2 separate regions of the Homo sapiens genome follow, and region 2 is linked to region 1. A link is an interaction called in ENCODE POLR2A ChIA-PET data of the cell type or tissue named here. Cell type or tissue: GM12878. All regions are shown on one strand. Links, peaks and the distances in the headings refer to the core of each region. The heading gives the core; the rest is flanking DNA. Region 1 overlaps TRA2A (transformer 2 alpha homolog). Region 2 overlaps CCDC126 (coiled-coil domain containing 126).

Region 1 (10,671 bases), core at 2,827-5,326:
CAAATTAAGGCATTAAACTGCCTGTGACATAAATGACTTAAAAACTAAAGTACTAGTTTGTTAGAGTTATCCGGGGTTTCTCAACCTTAGCACTATTGACATTTTGAGACTGATTCTATGTTATGGGGTGCCAGCTTGTGTACTGTATGGTTATTTAGCAGTGTTCCTGGCTTCTACCCACCAGATGCCAAGAACTTACTGTTTTTAAAAGATAGCCTTATTTGGCCAGGCGCGGTGGCTCACACCTGTAATTCCAACACCTTGGGAGGCTGAGGCGGGTGGATCACGAGGTCAGGAGATTGAGATCATCCTGGCTAACACAGTGAAACCCTGCCTCTACTAAAAATACAAAAAATTAGCTGGACATGGTGGCGGGCGTCTGTAGTCCCAGCTACTCGGGAGGCTGAGGCAGGAGAATGGCATGAACCCGGGAGGTAGAGCTTGCAGTGAGCTGAGATCGCGCCACTGCACTCCAGCCTGGGCGACAGAGCGAGACTCCATCTCAAAAAAAAAAAAAAAAAAAAAAAAAAAAAAAAAAAAAAAAGAAAAGAAAAGAAAAGAAAAACACCCTGATTATTAAGGTCTAATAAAACTTCCAGATATATACAAATATATATATATTAATTTAAAAGACAGAAGGTCTAACAAAACTAAAAGTATTGAGCTTCAAATTCTTTAAAATGCAATTTTCTAAATCAATTACTATCAACTTTTAGTAAAGAGTAAGCGAGCCTAGGCCAGGTATGGTGGTTCACATCAGTAATTCTAGCACCTTGGGAAGCCAAGGCAGGAGGAACAGTTGAGGCCAGGAGTTGTTCCGAGACCAGCCTAAGCAACACAGCAAGACTCCCTGCAAAAACTTAAAGCAAGCCTACCACTTCCTTTATAATACCGAACATGTTAGAATAGCACTATTTCAAGTCATTGACATTGATTAGTTCATTGTGTTAGGCAAGTTAAGAATAGCACTAAAAAATTATCAATTCTTTCCATGTACTATTTTTCAATTATTGAACACACTGATAAATGAACATTTAGAGAATAGAAAAACAAGTTCCTTCCTCATTATAGACACAAAATTAAACATATCAAACCCACACATCAGAATTATTTTTTAAAAGTTAATGTAATCATCTGTTTGGAGCATCATTATGGCTTATTCAAAAGAGAACACTTACACATATACTTTTTCCATTAATTTAAACACATATAGCTCACTTTACACAGCCAGATTTCAATTAGGATATGCCTATAGCAGAGAGCATAACCAAAAAAAGTGAAACTGTAGTCACTCCAATTGTTAACACTGAGAGGCAGAGTTTGAATCAGGTCAAAATTAGAAAGGACACAACAGGCCATGTATGATGGCTCATGCCTGTAAACCCAGCATTCTGGGAGGATCACTTGAGGCCAGGAGTTCGAGATCAGCCTGGGCAACATAGTGAGACCTCATCTCTACAACAAAAAATTATCTGGGCATGGTGGCCCACACTTGTAGTGTCTGCTACTCAGGAGGCTGAGGTAGGAGGACTGCTTGAGCCCAGGAGGTCGAGGCTGCACTCCAGCCTGGGCAACAGAGCAAAATCAGCAAGATCCTATCTTTTTTTTTTGAGACGGAGTCTCACTGTGTCGCCCAGGCTGGAGTACAGTGGCGCAATCTCGGCTCACTGTAAGCTCTGCCTCCCGGGTTCGCGCCATTCTCCTGCCTCAGACTCCCGAGTAGCTGGGACTACAAGCGCCGGCCACCACGCCTGGCTAATTGTTTGTATTTTTAGTAGAGACGGGGTTTCACCGTGTTAGCCAGGATAGTCTCGATCTCCTGACCTCGTGATCCACCTGCCTCGGCCTCCCAAAGTGCTGGGATTACAGACATGAGCCACCGCGCCTGGACGCAAGATCCTATCTTTAAAAAAAAAAAAAAGAAAAAAAGGAAGAAAAAAGGATGCAATGTTTACAGAAATAAGTCTATTAATCAACTTTTCACACTAATTCAGTACTATAATCAGGCATATAAAAGACAAATTTACCTCCTTTGAGTCATCTATTCTCTCAAAATACACAAAAGCAAATCCTCGAGATCGCCCAGTTCGCTGATCATAAACCACATTGACACCACTCAATGGTCCATATCGAGAAAATACTTCACGAAGATCCCTCTCTGTTGTGTACAAACTGAGGCCAAACACTCCAAGGCAAGTGTTGGGATCTGGATTTGCCTATTGAATGGAAATATTATTTAAAACTCCAAATTAAAATCAAAATCAAAGAAACACAGAAATACTTTGTTTAGAACACCTCATCTAATACACAATAAATATATTGTTTCTAATAATTTGGAGATAAGATTTTAAGAGAACTAGAGCAGATGAGCCATATTTTACAATTCACAGTACACCCAAGGCCTTCTTTGGGATATGCTTTCTGTCTATAGCCTGAATTAAAATGTTCTTACTCTCCAGCCCAGCAATGTTCATAATGTATCCTGAAAATCTTGTAATCCCAGCATTTTGGGAGGCTGAGGTGGGTGGATCACCTGAGGTTAGGAGTTCGAGACCAGCCTGGCCAACATGGTGAAACCCCATCTCTACTAAAAATACAAAAATTAGCTGGGCATGGTGGCCGGCGCCTGTAATCCCAGCTACTCCAGAGGCTGAGGCAGGAGAATCGCTTGAATCCAGAAGGTGGAGGTTGCAGTGAGCCAAGATCGAGCCATTGCACTCCAGCCTAGGCGACAAGAGTGTTAGAAATGTTTGTTTCTCGGTGTTGTAAAGAAATAGCACTTGAACATACATTTTTTTAGTAAGGCCATTTTTATTTTCTGTAGAAAGGGTACGCTTGTCAGCAGTTTTGTCACAAGAGTACACTGAACAAAGGAGACAGGGTCATTTATAATCTGACGTGTCTACCTTACTGTTGTGTCTGTTTTTTATTGGCTGGAATGGGACTTCACATTCTGATTTGTCTTGATTGGCTAGTAACTTCAAACTTTTTAAAAGAGGCAAAGGCGGAGGAGAACAAAGGAAGGAGGAAGTAATTTGTGGAATGTTGAGAAAGGTAAAAACACCTTTAAATAAGGAAGAGGAACAGGCTATGACCTAATGCTTGTTTGGACCAGTATAAGCATGTTAGGGCAAATACTTAGGCTAAATTGTGGGAGCTAAGAACATAAAGTACATTGATTTTTTTACTACGGCTAGTAGATTTTTTTTTTTTTTTTTGAGACGGAGTTTCACTCTTGTTGCCCAGGCTGGAGGGCAATGGTGCGATCTTGGCTCACCGCAACCTCCACCTCCCGAGGTCCAGCCATTCTCCTGCTTCAGCCTCCCAAGTAGACGGGATTACAGGCATGCACCACCACCCCCAGCTAATTTTGTATTTTTAAGTAGAGATGGGGTTTCTCCATGTTGGTCAGCCTGGTCTCCAACTCCCAACCTCAGGTGATCCACCCCACCCGGCCTAGCAGATATTTAAGAATGTTAGCACAGCTCTTTGAATAAATTTTGCTTCTAAGAGAAATTATTATCTATTTCTAATTAGATGGGGAGGAAAATCTCTTTGAACAACCTTTACTTTTTATAAGAGTGAAACTCCGTCTCACTTATAAAAAAAAAGTATCCTCAGTTTAATACCATCTTTCTAGTTAATTCAAATGCTTTACATCCCTTACAGATTTGTACTTAATCTGACTTCATCTGTAATTGTTGATTTAGACCTCCTCTCCTCCATTTTCTTTCTTTTTTTTTTCTGAGACAGGGCCTCACTCTCTTGCCCAAGCTGGAGTTTACTGGCCTGATCATGGCTCACTGCAGCCTTGGCCTCCTTGGGCTCAGGGAATCCTCCCATCTCAGCCTCCCAAGTAGTCGGGATTACAAGCGTGAGCCAATATGCCTGGCCCATTTTCATTCTTTAGCGAGGATATTCTTTCAGTGTTCCCACAATCCAGATTTTAGAAATAAATTTACAGATTTCAAAACATTAAATAATGACATGCTCCACCACAGTTTAAGTTAGTATCCTGTGGGAGAAGCATAGTACAGCATGCAAACATGTTCTAAGAACTTTAGAGCCCGGCTGCCTGGTTGAAACCTAGACTGCTAGTTAGCAAAAACTAAACCAAAACCAAAACTAAAACTCCTTCAATGTCATACATCCAAGACTCAATTTTTTTTATATATAACATAACTTGCCTCACAGAAATGTTAAAAGCTTTAAGTGTACTGAATAAAAGTGTTAGCTATGATTACTACAAAGTTTTTAATATTTCTTTGACCCCCTTACCCCATCAAAAAACTTTGAATATAACCCAGTATTCCCAACTCAATTTATGCTTTTCACTTGAATTCGTGGAACATATTTCTTTTTTTTTTTTTTTTTTTTTTTTGAGACGGAGTCTCGCTCTGTCGCCCAGGCTGGAGTGCAGTGGCGCCATCTCGGCTCACTGCAAGCTCTGCCTCCCGGGTTCACACCATTCTCCTGCCTCAGCCTCCGGAGTAGCTGGGACTACAGGCGTCTGCAACCGTGCCCAGCTAATTTTTTGTATTTTTAGTAGAGACAGGGTTTCACCGTGGTCTCGATCTCCTGACCTCGTGATCCGCCCACCTCGGCCTCCCAAAGTGCTGGGATTACAAGTGTGAGCCACCACGCCCGGCCGGAACATATTTCTTCCCAAATTTCATCTCCTTTTCTTTTTTTGAGACAGAGTCTCGCTCTGTCTCCCAGGCCAGTCTGGAATGCAGTGGCACAATCTCGGCTCACTGCAACCTCCACCTCCTGGGTTCAAGGGATTCTCCAGCCTCAGCCTCTCAAGTAGTTGAGATTACAGGCGTAAGCCACCACGCCTGGCTAATTTTTGTATTTTTAGCAGAGATGGGGTTTCACCATGTTGGCCAGGCTGGTCTCGAACTCCTGACCTTAGGTGACCCACACCCTTTGGCCTCCCAAAGTGCTGGGATTACAGGTGTGAGCCACCACGCCCAGCCTTCATGTCCTTTTTACTCAAACGTCATGAAAAGAAAAATATACTCCCGGCCAGGCATGGTAGCTCACGCCTGTAACCCCAGCACTTTGGGAGGCCAAGGCAGGTGGATCACCTGAGGTCAGGAGTTTGAGACCAGAGGGGTCAACATGGTGAAACCCCATTTCTAAAAACACAAAAATTAGCTGGGTGTGGTGGTGCACACCTGCAACCCCAGCTATTCAGGAGGCTAAGGCCGCAGTGAGTCGAAATTGCACCCCTGCACTCCAGCCTGGGAGACAGAGTAAGACTTTGTCTAAAAAAAAGAAAATATACTTCCTTTGCATTCTTTGTCATAAAACATGGTAAGCTTACGAAAGATGGTGGCATTTCCTTTACTTTGAAAGCTAAAGCAGCTTATTAAGGATGTTTCCAGAGTATCACTTCTAAACAATGGCCAAGCTCCCCTAAAAGCAAGATATGCCATGACTAAACACATAAAAGAGAAAATAAGTCTTCATTAACTTTTATAAACCACGTACCCTGCTGCCAGTATGTCTTCTCCGGTTAGACATTGGAGAATGGCTTCGGCTCCTTCGCCGCCGGTATTCTGGTGTATATGATCTACTTCGAGATCGTCTCCTATGAGAGTGAGAGTGGGATCTGGATCGAGTGTAACGTCTATGAGAATGTCTCCTTGACCTCGACCTTTGAGAGAAATACATTTAGGTAAAAATACTGAAACAAAATGGCTAAAGTCCTTCCCTCTTCCAAGAAGGTATACATATATCCCTAACTATTCTCAGGTCCTTCCTCCTTGCTTCTGAGGAAAGGGTATTCTTCCTTTGGTTCACTTAAGTCACTACATCTTCCACTCTTCTCAGTCAAGCCCCTCTACATTCACCCTTTTCACCTAACCTTACAAAAATGTTAAGGCCCCATCTTCTTTTAAAAAACAAAAAAAAAACAAAAAACAAAAACCCACTATTGCTATAAAATAAAATCGTGGCCGGGTGCGGTGGCTCATGCCTGTAATCCCAGCACTTTGGGAGGCCGACGCGAGCAGATCGCGAGATCAAGAGATCAAGACCATCCTGGCCAACATGTTGAAACCTCGTCTCTACTAAAAATACAAAAATTAGCCAGGTGTGGTGGCAGGCACCTGTAATTCCAGCTACTTGGGAGGCTGAGGCAGGAGAATCGCTTGAACCCAGGAGGCAGAGGTTGCAAGCCGAGATTGCGCCACCGCACTCCAGCATGGTAACAGAACGAGACTCTGTCTCAAATAAATAAATAAATCCTTTGATTCTTAGCTAAGTGCAGTGATGTGTGCTTATGTTCCCAGCTACATGGAAAGATGAAGCAAGAAAAATCACTTGGGGCCGGGCACGGTGGCTCATGCCTGTAATCCCAGCAACTTGTGAGGCCGAGGCGGGCGGATCACGAGGTCAGGAGATCGAGACCATCCTGGCTAACATGGTGAAACCCCTCTACTAAAAATACAAAAAATTAGCTGGGCATGGTGGCGGGCACCTGTAGTCCCAGCTACTTGGGAGGCTGAGGCAGGAAATGGCGCGAACCCAGAAGGCGGAGCTTGCAGTGGGCTGAGATTGTGCCACCGTACTCCAGCCTGGGCGACAGAGCAAGACTACGTCTCAAAAAAAAAAAAAAAAAAAAAAAAAAAGAGAGAAAGAAAGAAAAATCACTTGGGCCCAGGAGGACAAGTCTAGCCCAGGCAACATAGCAAGACTCCACACTTCTATTTTAAAAAAAAAAACAGAAACAAAGACAAAACAAAACAAAAAAAATCAGGCTGGGCGCAGTGGCTCATGCCTGTAATCCCAGTACTTTGGGAGGCCGAGGCAGGCAGATTACGAGGTCAAGAGATCGAGACCATCCTCGCCAACATGGTAAAACCCTGTCTCTACTAAAAATACAAAAATTAGCTGGGCGTGGTGGCGCACACCTGTCATCCCAGCTACTTGGGAGGCTGAGGCACGAGAATCACTTGAACCCGGGAGGTGGAGGCTGCAGTGAGCTGAGATCGTGCCACTGCACTCCAGCCTGGGAACAAGCACAAAACTCTGTCTCAACAAACAAACAAACAAACAAAATCCTTTTTGATTTTCTGCTACTTTCTCCATATAGTTCTTTGTCGCCCAGGCTGGAGTGCAGTGGCATGATCTCAGCTCACTGCAACCTCTCTCTCCCAGGCTCAAGAAATTCTTCCACCTCAGCTTCCCAGACAGCTAGGACTACAGGCATGCACCACCATGCCTGGCTAATTTTTATATTTTCTGTAGTGACAGGGTTTCGCCATGTTGCCCAGGCTGGTCTTGAAGTCCTGTTCAAGCAATTTGCCCACCTCGACCTCCCCAATTAAGCCAGTGTGCCTGGCCCATAAAGTTCTACATTCCCCTCTCTGCTAAGTATCATTTCCATTTCCAATTCTTCTTTAGCCTGCTGCAATCTAGTATCTGCTAAACTAATTCAACAACCACCTAAATGCCCATCAAAACTGGTAACATTTCTTTTTTTGGAGACAGAGTCTCACTTCTTCACCCAGGCTGGAGTGCAATGGCACAATCTCAGCTCACTGCAACCTCCGCCTTCTGGGTTCAAGTGATTCTCCTGCCTCAGCCTCCCAAGTAGCTGGGATTACAGGCACTTGCCAGCATGCCCAGCTAATTTTTGTGTTTTTAGTAGAGACGGGGTTTCCACCATGTTGGCCAGGTTGGTCTCGAACTCCTGACCTTGTGATCCACCCACCTCAGCCTCCCAAAGCACTGGGATTACAGGCATGAGCCACCGTGCCCAGCCCAAAACTGGTAACATTTCTGAGTCTTCATTTCTTGTTTTTTTTTTTTTTTCCCCCTTCTTGAGACAGAATCTCACTCTGTCACCCAGACTGGAGTGTGCAGTGGCCTGATCTTGGCTCACTGCAACCTCCACTTCCTGGGTTCAAGCGATTCTCCTGCCTCAGCCTCCCGAGTTCCTGGGAACTACGGGCCTGTGCCACCACACCTGGCAAATTTTTTGTATTTTTAGTAGAGACGGGGTCTCAACATGTTGGCCAGGATGGTCTAGAACTCCTGACCTCAAGTGATCCACCCCTCCTTGTGCTCCCAAAGTGCTGGGGTTATAGGCATGAGCCACCACACTCAGCCTAAGCCTTTACTTATTGATGCTTTCTATAACATTTCACTTGTCTACTGCTGCTTTTCTAGTTCCCAGTTGCTCTAATTCCCAGTTGCTTGCAGTCCTTTCTTTGCCTGTAAGACTAATCCGACAGGCCGGGCACGGTGGCTCACGCCTGTAATCCCAGCCCTTTGGGAGGCCGAGGCAGGCAGATCACAAGGTCAGGAGATCGAGACCATCGTGGCTAACATGATAAAACCCCGTCTCTATTAAAAATACAAAAAATTAGCTGGGTGTTGGTGGCGTGTGCCTGTAATCCCAGCTACTCGGGAGGCTGAGGCAAGAGAATCACTTGAACCAGAGAGGCAGACATTGCAGTGAGGCCACTGTACTCCAGCCTGGCGACAGAGTGAGACTCCGTCTTCAAAAAAAAGACTAATGACCCACCCTTAACTAAACTGACACAGACCAGCAGTGATGACAGTCATATAAAATACCTTCTATACGGTACTCAATGAACCCAGGAGGTGGAGGTTGCAGTGAGCCAAGATCACACCACTGCACTCCAGCCTGGGCAAGAGAGCAAGACTCCATCTCAAAAAACAAACAAACAAACAAACTCTTCAACAGTCTCTACTTTTTTTCAGCTCAATAATAACCCATTGTTGATACTGCTAACTGTCCTCAGTAATTCCCTACTTGAACCAGATCACCCATTTTCTGTTAACTAAGTAATCAAGCAAAATTTTTTTGCACGATTTTACAAAGTGAGGATATGGAATACAGGAATAAAACTAATGAGGAAAGACCTTATGAAACACAATAGGTGAACAATAACGCTAGAAGAGTTGATATTTCCCATTTTAGCTAGCACCAATTTACAGTTCCAATTTTTAAAATGAAGAAAAAAAAGTAAGAAAATCCTTAATTTAAAACATCAATTATTACTTTTAAACAGCAATGAAAGTGAGACAATAAAATTCTTCCAGCTGGGCGCAGTGGCTCACGCCTGTAATCCCAACACTTTGGGAGGCCGAGGTGGGCGGATCACCTGAGGCAGGAGTACAAGACCAGCCTGGCCAACATGGTGAAACCTCGTTTCTACTAAAAATACAAAAAATTAGCCAGGTGCCTGTGATCCCAGCTACTCGGGAGGCTGAGGCAGGAGAACTGCTTGAACCCGGGAGGTGGAGGTTGCAGTGAGCCAAGATCGTGCCACTGCACTGCAGGCTGGGCAACAGAGCGAGACTCCATCTCAAAACAAAAACAAAAACAAACAAGAAACTCTTCAGGAGTCTCTATTTTTTTTAAATCAGACAGTGACAACATAAAAAAATTAAGAGTAAGGGAATAATGGATATGTGAATAACAATGTTCTCAGGTGACAAATGAAATGAGACAGGAGAAAAACGTTCTAGGTTGAAGGTGGCAAATGCAAAGGCCCTAAGGCAAAAACATGCTCCTTTCTATTTCTAAGCTCAAATTCTAGCCAGTGCTATTCTGCACATAATAAATTTAATAACTGAGTAGTAAGTAATCAAGCACCGGGCTAGACCCTTGCTGTAACAGAAAACAGTATGGTTGCTAACCCCAAGAAAAGGACAGCCTTTTAACTGATTTTTCTGTCTCATGCCCCTTTGCAAGTAGACTATTCAAAGACATAAAATCTATCCCTCCACCCAAGAAATGACAAGGACGTAAGCTAACTGGTCAGGCTGTTTTAAATTTTTTTTTTTTTTTTTTTTTTTTAAAAAGAAAGAGTCTCTCTGTCACCCAGGGTGGAGTGCACTGGCGCCATCTCTTGGTTCACTGCAACCTCCGCCTCCTGGGTTCAAGCGATTCTCCTGCCTAAGCCTCCCAGGTAGCTGGGACTACAGGTGCCCGCCACCCCGCCCAGCTAATTTTTGTATTTGTAGTAGAGGCAGGGTTTCACCATGTTGCCCAGGCTGGTCTAAAACTCCTGACCTCAAGTTATCTACCCACCTCGGCTTCCCAAAGTGTTGGTATTACAGGTGTGAGCCACTGCACCCAGCCTGTCTTAAAACTTTTTATCCCACCTCAGTACACCTGGGGCATTTGACAGTGAACTTTGCATTGGTTCACTATTGCGTTTCTGTTATCCATGGTGGTGGGACTCCAAATCAGCTAAGGACTTTTCCGCCCAATTACATCTCACCAGAGCTCTACGCTGGACAGAGTCAGAATCTTCAGATAAAAATGTAGCTGGAATGTAAATCCTAAAAATGCTTCTCAATCGTTCTGACCAACCAGCATAGCATACACACATCAACTTTCTCTGCATTAAATTACATGTGAGACTCCAATGCAGAAAACCGCCTTTTTGTTGTGCAAATATTGTTGGCATAGAAACCAGACACTAATTATCAAATGCCAAACACATTTAAATTGATGGCTATATACACATAATTTGTACTGGTTGCAACTATCCAATATATTAATTGGGCTGGGAGATGATTTTAGTATTGATTTCTTATTTTTTCAGAGATAGGGTCTCCCTGGCACCCAGGCTGTGGTGCAGTGGTGCAATCAATGCAGCCTGGAACTCCTGGGCTCAAGCC
Region 2 (10,671 bases), core at 5,302-7,801, 130 kb after region 1:
CAAATCCCCCTCTGCGAGAAACACCCAAGAATGATCAATAAAAAAAAAAAAATTAAAAAAAAAAAAAAAAAAACCAAAAAGATCTATAGCAGTAGTCTGCCAGAAAAAAAATCTCAACAAGTTAAAAAATGTTTGATTTCATATAGGTGATATGTTGTTTGATTATGATGTAATACAATAATAAATTAACAAAAAAAAAAAAAAAAAAAAAAGACTGTCCCCTGCCCATTTTAGGTTGCTACTTCTTTTAATATTATAAAGGAGGTGATTGCCATGGAAAAGGAGATCCAGTATTTATGATTTAGTCTTACTGCTGAAGGGTTTTAAAAAATATGATTATCTCCTGTTTACCAAATACTATTGCAACTCTTGATTGAAAGGTATTAATAAATAAATGTCCCCTCTCCCAATGTTTTATTTTGAAAATTTTCAACTCTACAGAAAAAATTTAAAAATTGTGTGGTAAACATCATATATCTTTCATCTAAACTCACAATTGGCTAACATTTTTTTTATGTCTTTTTTTTTTTTTTTTTGAGATGGAGTCTCGCTCTGTCACCCAGGCTGGAGTGCAGTGGCACGATCTCAGCTCACTGCAACTTCTACCTCCCAAGTTCAAGCAGTTCTTCTGCTTCAGCCTCCCGAGTAGCTGGGACTACAGACATGTGCCATCACGCCTGGGCTAATTTTTTTGTATTTTTAGTGGAGACGGGGTTTCACCATGTTGGCCATGGTGGCCAGGCTGGTCTTGAATGCCTGACCTCAAGTGATCCATCCTGCCTCGGCCGCCCAAAGTGCTGGGATTACAGGCGTGAGCCATCGCACCCAGTCCTCTTTATATATACAAATATCTATGTTTATTTCTTTTTGGTACCATCTGAAAGAAGTATATATCATGATATTTCATTCCTGGGTACTTCTTGCTGAAAGATTTTTGTAAATGTTTTTCTTGTATATTCCCTTTAAACTAGAATGTTGAGGTGTTCATGATGAATGATGCCAGAGATGCACTCTTGGAAAATCTCATTTTACCATAAGACTTGCTCCAAATAGTTTCCTCCTCACTTTATATTACATTTCTCTTTTTTTGATAAGTATTTTTTGATCACCCTCTATCACGACCACTACGGTAGTACTACTCCTTTCTGATACCTTTTTTCCCCACTTCTAAACAATTGTAAAATATCGATAACAACATTTGCCATTAAAATAATTTTTAAGGCTGGCTGCGGTGGCTCACGCCTGTAATCCCAGCACTTTGGGAGGCCGAGGTGGGTAGATCACCTGAAGTCAGGAGTTCGAGACCAGAGACCAGCCTGGCCAACATGGTGAAACCCTGTCTCTACTAAAAATACAAAAATTAGCTGGGTGTGGTGGTGCATGCTTGTAATCCCAGCTACTCGGGAGGCTGAGGCAGGAGAATCGCTTGAACCTGGGAGGTGGAGGTTGCAGTGATCCGAAATTGCTCCAGTGCACTCCAGCCTGGGTGACAGAGTGAGACTCCGTCTCAAAAAAAATAATAATAATAAAATAAAATCTGGGGGCTGGGCATGGTGGCTTATGTCTGTAATCCCAGCACTTTGGGAGGCCGAGGCAGGCAGATCACCTGAGATCGGGAGTTCGAGACCAGCCTGACCAACATGGAGAAACCCCACATCTACTAAAAATACAAAATTAGCCAGGCATGGTGTTGCATGCCTGTAATCCCAGCTACTCGGGAGACTGACGCAGGCGAATCACTTGTACCTGGGAGGTGGAGGTTGCGATGAGCCGAGATCGCGCCATTGCACTCCAGCCTGGGCAGCAAGAGTGAAACTCTGTCTCAAAAAAAAAAATTTTTTTTTTAAATATGCAATTCATCAATATTCATTATATTCACAGTGTTGTGCAGCCATCACTACTGTATCTTTCCAAAACTTGTACCACTCCAAACAAGAAATCTATAAAATTTGAGCAGTAAATCTTTATTCCTTCCTTCCCTGATCCTTAATAACCTGTAGTCTACTTTCTGTCTGTATACATATGCCTATTCTACATATTCTATATAAGTGGAATTGTACAATATTTGATTTGATTGATGTCTGGCTTATTTCACTTAGCATAACGTTTTCAAGGTTCATCTGTGTTGTAGCATGTATCAGAATGTCATTCCTTTTTCTGGCTGAATAATATTCCATTGTATTTACATATATACCACATTTTGTTTATCTGTTTATCTGTTGATGGACACTTGAGTTGTTTCTACCTTTTGACTGTTGTGAATAAACCTGAAATGAACATTGGTGTATAAGTATCCCTCTGAGCTCTGAATCCTTTTGGTTTTTTTTTTTTTTTTTTTTTTTGGTATATACCTAGGAGTGGAATTCCTAGGTCACATGGCAATTTTATGTTTAAGTTTTTGAGGAACTGGCAAACTCTTTTCCACAGCAGCTGCACCATTTTATATTCCCACCACTAATGTATGAGGGTTTCAGTTTCTCTGCATCCTTGCCAACACTTATTTTCCATTTCTTTGATGATAGCTATCCTAGTAAGTGTGAAATGGTATCTCATTGAGTTTTGGTTTGTATTTCCATAGTGGCCAGTGATATTGAACATCTTTTCATGTACTTACTGGCCATTTGCACATCTTCTTTAGAGAGTATCTATTCAAGTCCTTTGCCCATTTTAAAAATTGATTTATCTTTTTGTTCGTGAATTGTAAGAGATCTTTATATATTCTAGGTAGTAGATCTTTATCAAATTTATGGTTTGCAAATGTTTTCTCCCATTCTATAGGTTGTCTTTTCATTTTCTTGATTAATGTCCTTTTATGCACAAAAGTTTTAAATATCGATGAAGTCCAGTTTATCTATTTTCTCTTTTGTTGCTTGTGCTTTTCTGATAGAACCATCAGCACATTTATCAGTTGTTAGATGATTTCTCTCCTGGTGATCCCGGATTAGGGCTTGGGCTCATTTTTTGGTCCAGGATCAACAAAAATAACAGTATTCGTTGTCACTAACTGAGTACCTAATATATGCTAGGTGATTCTGGGAAACCTGAGAAAGAGAATTCTAAGGCAGAAAAGCCTCATAATTTTATTCTTGTCAAGTAAAGTTTACTGAAACTCCATAACATTACAAAGAGGTTAGAAGATAGTCTTCCCCACCATTTTTCTGCAGGAAATTTAAGTCAGAACTACTGCTAGTGTCCTACTGCACTGAACAGGTTCCTGGCATTTGCACTGGACCCTAGGCTCCCCCACAACTCCACCCCTGTGGAGGTTCTCGATTTCTGTATTTCATGGACTCTCTTTCTTAGCTAGCTTTTTAGTTTACCAGCTTAGTCTGTGTTTTTTTGGTTTTTTGTTTTTTGAGAGGGAGTCTTGCTCTGTCGCCCAGGCTGGAGTGCAGTGGCGCTATCTCTGCTCACTGCAAGCTCTGCCTCCCCGGTTCAAGGGATTCTCCTGCCTCAGCCTCCCAAGTAGCTGGGACCACGGGCGCATGCCACCAGGCCCGGCTAATTTTTTTATATTTTTAGTAGAGACGGGGTTTCACCGTGTTAGACAGGATGGTCTCAATCTCCTGACCTCGTGATCCCGCCCGCCTCAGCCTCCCAAAATGCTGGGATTACAGGTCTGTGGTAGTTTTTACAAAATGCTTAAGAAACTCAAGGTAAATGAGTTACTCACAGCGGGACTAACATTTTGAACCAGACTTTAAAATCCATTATATCGCACTAGAAAAGCGAGAGTTTCCCCCACATTTACAACTCTGAAATTCCTTTTGGAAACTCTGTAAATGATGTTGTTGATTTAAAAATTAGGGCCAGGAGCAGTGGCTGACACCTGTAATCCTAGCACTTTGGGAGGCCGAGGAGTGCGGATCACCTGAGGTCAGGAGTTCAAGAGCAGCCCGGCCAACGTGGTAAAATCCTGTCTCCACTAAAAATACAAAAATTAGCTGGGCGTGGTGGTGGGCGCCTGTAATCCCAGCTAATCAGGAGGCTGAGGCACGAGAATCGCTGGAACCCAGGAGGTGGAGGCTGCAGCGAGCCGAGATCATGCCACTGCACTCCAGCCTGGGAGACAGAGGGAAACTCCATCTCAAAAAAAAAAAAAAATTAGGCTTTTCCTATTTGTAGTATGAGTGCATTCTCTCTAGTACATTTTCCCTCAGATGACCCAGTAGTTGTTCACCTTTTTCCTTCAAACTGTAAAAACACAAAAATGAAGAGCTCTATTAATGTTAATTTTATTCTGATTTATTCCCCTAGCGGATCTGAAAAGAACAATTGCTGTCCTTCTGGATGACATTTTGCAACGATTGGTGAAGCTGGAGAACAAAGTTGACTATATTGTTGTGAATGGCTCAGCAGCCAACACCACCAATGGTACTAGTGGGAATTTGGTGCCAGTAACCACAAATAAAAGAACGAATGTCTCGGGCAGTATCAGATAGCAGTTGAAAATCACCTTGTGCTGCTCCATCCACTGTGGATTATATCCTATGGCAGAAAAGCTTTATAATTGCTGGCTTAGGACAGAGCAATACTTTACAATAAAAGCTCTACACATTTTCAAGGAGTATGCTGGATTCATGGAACTCTAATTCTGTACATAAAAATTTTAAAGTTATTTGTTTGCTTTCAGGCAAGTCTGTTCAATGCTGTACTATGTCCTTAAAGAGAATTTGGTAATTTGGTTGATGTGGTAAGCAGATAGGTGAGTTTTGTATAAATCTTTTGTGTTTGAGATCAAGCTGAAATGAAAACACTGAAAAACATGGATTCATTTCTATAACACATTTATTTAAGTATATAACACGTTTTTTGGACAAGTGAAGAATGTTTAATCATTCTGTCATTTGTTCTCAATAGATGTAACTGTTAGACTACGGCTATTTGAAAAAATGTGCTTATTGTACTATATTTTGTTATTCCAATTATGAGCAGAGAAAGGAAATATAATGTTGAAAATAATGTTTTGAAATCATGACCCAAAGAATGTATTGATTTGCACTATCCTTCAGAATAACTGAAGGTTAATTATTGTATATTTTTAAAAATTACACTTATAAGAGTATAATCTTGAAATGGGTAGCAGCCACTGTCCATTACCTATCGTAAACATTGGGGCAATTTAATAACAGCATTAAAATAGTTGTAAACTCTAATCTTATACTTATTGAAGAATAAAAGATATTTTTATGATGAGAGTAACAATAAAGTATTCATGATTTTTCACATACATGAATGTTCATTTAAAAGTTTAATCCTTTGAGTGTCTATGCTATCAGGAAAGCACATTATTTCCATATTTGGGTTAATTTTGCTTTTATTATATTGGTCTAGGAGGAAGGGACTTTGGAGAATGGAACTCTTGAGGACTTTAGCCAGGTGTATATAATAAAGGTACTTTTGTGCTGCATTAAATTGCTTGGAAAATGTTAACATTATATTATATAAGAGTATCCTTTATGAAATTTTGAATTTGTATAACAGATGCATTAGATATTCATTTTATATAATGGCCACTTAAAATAAGAACATTTAAAATATAAACTATGAAGATTGACTATCTTTTCAGGAAAAAAGCTGTATATAGCACAGGGAACCCTAATCTTGGGTAATTCTAGTATAAAACAAATTATACTTTTATTTAAATTTCCCTTGTAGCAAATCTAATTGCCACATGGTGCCCTATATTTCATAGTATTTATTCTCTATAGTAACTGCTTAAGTGCAGCTAGCTTCTAGATTTAGACTATATAGAATTTAGATATTGTATTGTTCGTCATTATAATATGCTACCACATGTAGCAATAATTACAATATTTTATTAAAATAAATATGTGAAATATTGTTTCATGAAAGACAGATTTCCAAATCTCTCTTCTCTTCTCTGTACTGTCTACCTTTATGTGAAGAAATTAATTATATGCCATTGCCAGGTAGAAGTTTGGAATAATTGTTTAGTCTCTCCTATTAGATGTGGACATTTTTGTTTTTGTTTTTGTTTTCAGGGATGAAATAAAATATATTATTTCTACCTACAAAGTATTACAGTCTTTTTTCTTTAATGTTGGTTGTGCATTTAATAAATGATAAATGGTTAAAAGGAATCTTAAGAAAAATTCGGTTTTGTTTCAATTCCAGATAACTTTTCCAAAAGAGAAAAATTGAAGGTTACCCAATAGTGCCTCTCATTTGATACTAGGGTAGGAGAGTCTGAGTGCAGAGATAGATTGGAGAACTAAGGCTTGACTTCTTAAAAATCAACAGTAAACTGATAATCTGAAATGGGTATGAGCTTCATTTAAAAATCAACAGTAGACTGTTGATTTTTAAGAAGTCAAGCCTTAGTATTTATATCTTCAGTTAATCTTAATTTGGACATTAGCACGGAGGGCATCACTAAAGGTACTAAAAACTTGCAAACTTTTATCAGGGTGTCTTTGGGTTTACTTTAAGCAAATATATGAATTAAAAAGTAATTTAAACATTATTTCAGGTAGTTAATGATAACTTAGGTCTCAGTTTTCAAGAAACACTTATGATTTTGACTCTGGAGTTACACAGACTGTAGAGACTCAAGTTTGCTTTTTAATGACCATATTACTTTTTTTGAATTTATAGAAATTTGTCTCATCTCAGTTATGCCTTGGAAACCTAAAGTGTTAGCAGCTTACACAGGAACCTCAGTCACAGTTTTGGTTTAAATGTAAACAATGTTCTGTTTTTAACCAAACACTTTGAGCTGAGTAGCTTATTAATATAGTTACCATTTTTTCCCCTTTCTCTTATAGAAGTATCTACCTGAAAAGGGAGCATGATGTAATGAAACAGACCAAAAAATATGTAGTTAATTGAAACCATTTTTCTCCCATAATTGAAAGTGCTGAATGATTCTTAAGAACTTTTTGTTTAGGGGACTGGTATTGCTCATGTAGTCTCAGCTACTCAGGGGCTGAGGCAGGAGGACTGCTTGAGCCTGGGAAGTGGAGGCTGCAGTGAGCCATGATTGCACTACTGCACTCCAGCCTGGGCGACAGAGCAAGATGCTGTCTCAAAACAGTAACAACAACAACAAACCAGGAGAAACAATGAGAATATAGAGAAGCACAATGGGAAAAAGTCTGAAATGTTTCTACCCAGGGATAACTACTGTTGATATTTTAGTAGATAAATGTGAATCTGATCTCCCCTCCCCACACTCTCTATTGACTTCCTATTTCTACTTAAAATCCAAAGTTCCCACTGTGGCCTTCAAAGCCCTAATGTGCTCCTGGATGCCTCCAGACCTCATTTCTTACCACCCTCCTCCTTCCCAATTCCTGTTCAGTCATACTGTCTTGTCCTTCCTAGGACATACCAAGCATTCTTTTGCCTCAGTAACTTCAAACATGATATTCCTCTACCTGCCACCACTCTTAACCCCAGATAACTTCATGGTTCCCTCCCAAACAGCATTCAGGTGTTCATTCAAATGTTACTTCTTAAGGGAAGTCATCTTTGACCACCTTCCTAAAATACTAGGCCTCAGCACGCTTAGCCATTTTACTTTTCTTTGTAGTTCTGATATACTCTACTTTAAATGGTATATTAACTTATTTTGTTTTCTCTCATGTTTCTTAGAATATAAACTCCATGGAGGCAAGGAGTTCATTTTGTTCATTTATGTAACCTGGGCATTTACAACTGTGTCTAGCTCATAATAGGTACCCAATTAATATTTGTTAAAACAATGAGTTACTAAACCCATTCTATACTTTTTTTGCTTTGTGCATATATACGTATGTTTTAAAAATAGTATACTTTTTTTGTACCATGTAGGATGAATTTCTTTCTAAGTCAGAAGGTAAATAACTTTCATAGTTATTCCATTGTGTGGCTATATCACATTGGTATATCTTTCTCTTAATTATTAAGCATTTTGGTTGCAGAGAAAAGATTTAGCCTGAGGTGTGAGACAGGTCTAAAGAGAAGTGGGAAGTCAATAGAGTGTGGGGAGGGGAAATTAGACTCACATTCACACTCTTTTTATGCTTCATGCTGTTACTGTTATTTTAGATGTTGGAGGTAACATAACAAAATATGATTAATACCCATATGGGGGAGACAAAGCGGTGAAATATCTCCACTTGTATCGATATATAAGGACATAGAAAATCCAAAATAGGTGTTCATCCTCAGACTTTGTTTTATATCAAGAGCAGCAGGCTAGAAGCATTTTGCAGCATAGGGAGAAGACTGGGAATAAAATGTGCAATGGCTAGTTCATAATTTTGTTTGAGAGTGGGGAGGAGATTGAGTAGTGGTCAGACTTTTGCTTGAAATCAGATTGAGTTTGTCGCTTTTGGCTTAAATGAATCAATAATATTAGTGTGCATTTAAGTAAGGAAGTTAGGACATGAAGATTTAAAAAAAAATTATTGTTCTTCAGATGTTACCAGTATCAGTACGTTTCACATATCTTTTCAGATGAGTTTTGGACCTCCATTGAGTCCTTCATAGGGCAAGTGTAACTTCACACTGCTTTTAAGTGTTGGTTAGCAGCATAATCTATTTGAATAAATCACTGTTTTTAACTTAACCTTCTTTGGTGCTTAATTCATCCACCCACTCTCCCACCCTTTCTTTACTAATTATTCAGGCAAAGAAATAAACTTTCTGAGGAATCTATGGAGGGGAGAGGGTGATACAGTTGATGTGATATCAAGGCTTGGGGAGAGGAAACATTTTTGTGATTGTTTCTATGCAAAAACGGCATTATTTTAATATAGAAAATATTGTTTAGAAGTTGTTTTAAAATACCTTAGATTTTTAGAATGGAGGTTGGGAAAATTTGGTTCTTCCAGCAATTTAATGGTATGACTGTGGGCAAGTATGTATGTGCTTTCTTTTCTTTGTTTTTTCTGAGATAGGTTCTTGCTCAATTGCCCAGGCTAGAGTAGAGTGGCGCAATTGGCTCACTGCAGCCTGGACCTCCTGGGCTCAAGCAGTTCTCCCACCTCAGCCCCCAGAGTAGCTGGGACTACAGGCATGCGTCACCATGGCCAGATATTTAATAATTTTTTATGTTTCTTTTTTTTTTTTGAGACGGAGTCTTGCTCTGTTGCCCAGGCTAGAGTGCAGTGGCGCAATCTTGGCTCACTGCAACCTCTGCCTCCCGGGTTCAAACAATTCTCCTGCCTCAGCCTCCCAAGTAGCTGGAATTACAGGCACATGCCACCACACCTGGCTAATTTTTTATATTTTTAGTAGAGACAGGGTTTCACTATGTTAGCCAGGATGGTCTCGATCTCCTGACCTCGTGATCCACCCGCCTCAGCCTCCCAAAGTGTTGGGATGACAGGCGTGAGCCACCGCGCCCGGCCTTTTTTTTTGAGATGGAGTCTTGCTCTGTCGCCCAGGCTGGAGTGCAGTGGCGCAATCTTTGCTCACTGCAAGCCCCACCACCTGGGTTCACACCATTCTCCTGCCTCAGCCTCCCGAGTAGCTGGGACTACAGGCGCCCGCCACCACGCCTGGCTAATTTTTTGTGTTTTTAGTAGAGACAGGGTTTCACCGCATTAGCCAGGATGGTCTCGATCTCCTGACCTCGTGATCTGCCTCCCTTGGCCTCCGAAAGTGCTGGGATTACAGGCGTGAGCCATCGTGCCAGCCGATTGTTTATGTTTTGTAGAGATGGGGTCTCGCTGTTTTGCTCAGGTTGGTTTCGAACTCCTGGGCTCAAGCCATCCTCCCTCCTCCCACCTCTGCTTCCCAAAGTGTTGGGATTACAGGTATGAACCACCACACCTGGCCATGTGTGTACTTTCTGATTTGGTGTCTCCGGCTCCAAATCATTGGTAATGTCTATCCTATGTGACTACATGGAGTTTTGGTAACATAAGCATATGTGTTTAAAACCCTTTGAATTCTTAAGGAGAAAATATATAAAAGAATTATCAGATTGTTCACCTCAAGTTTATGAGGACTTGCACAAATAGTGTTCAATATGTATTTGTTATATGAGAAAAGGCATCTTTGGAATAGCAAATATAAAGCAATATAAAGATATTTCATGGTCCTACAGTTCTTAGACTGTATCACAACACAGTCCAAATCCAGTATTTCTAAAAAACCTTAAGGACTGCATAGTACCGTGTTTCAAAGGTATGTTACAATCCGTTAGATGTTATCAATTTAGTGGGTTGTGATTAGCATTTTAAAGCAATGGAATGTGAAATATCATGAGCTTTAAATTGGGGCCAGTAAGAAAAACAGAAAAATTCAATTATAAGTAAAAAGGGTAAATGTTTCCTGAAGTTTCAGTTCAACTGTGTGTGTGTGTGTGTGTGTGTGTGTGTGTGTGTGTACTGGGTCATGAAATAAAATGTATTCCTTAGATAAGTTAAAGTTTTATAAGCCATTGACCCAGTATAGTTATACAGATTATAATTTACACAGTGCTGTTCTCATTTTGCTTGATTTAAGAAAACAAAATAATGGATGTAGAAGGGACTATTTTTCTAGTGGAGGAGGTAATTAGAAGAAACTAAAATACACCTGCTTTACTAATAAGCTCAGGTCATGTTCTGGGCGACTCTTGGTCAAATATTTTTGAAGACTTTCCCCCTTCGCTCATACTATGCAATTAATGATTTCTCTCATTTCTTATGAGAAAAAAATGGAATTGTCAAATTT

What was found. Peaks named below come from ENCODE experiments on the same cell type or tissue, not always from the same donor. Only the 100,000 strongest peaks of a DNase experiment are listed, where the experiment ranks them.
Region 2: POLR2A ChIA-PET joins it to region 1 with 7 read pairs; 2 of 35 experiments call an interaction of 5 or more read pairs at or near these places.

The regions. Positions count from the first base shown.
Region 1 is chr7:23,510,867-23,521,537 of GRCh38, forward strand. It overlaps TRA2A (transformer 2 alpha homolog), which reads right to left. Exons shown (of 8, transcript NM_013293.5): 3 at 5,497-5,662; 4 at 2,028-2,216. Among named protein-coding and RNA genes, the nearest start is that of TRA2A, 16 kb to the right of the region's middle. In GM12878, for the core only: no CTCF peak of the experiment used is centred there; a DNase peak (open chromatin) is centred at 4,047.
Region 2 is chr7:23,638,674-23,649,344 of GRCh38, forward strand. CCDC126 (coiled-coil domain containing 126) reads left to right here. Exons shown (of 4, transcript NM_138771.4): 4 at 4,258-6,035. The coding sequence ends at 4,442. Among named protein-coding and RNA genes, the nearest start is that of FAM221A, 36 kb to the right of the region's middle. In GM12878, for the core only: no CTCF peak of the experiment used is centred there; no DNase peak of the experiment used is centred there.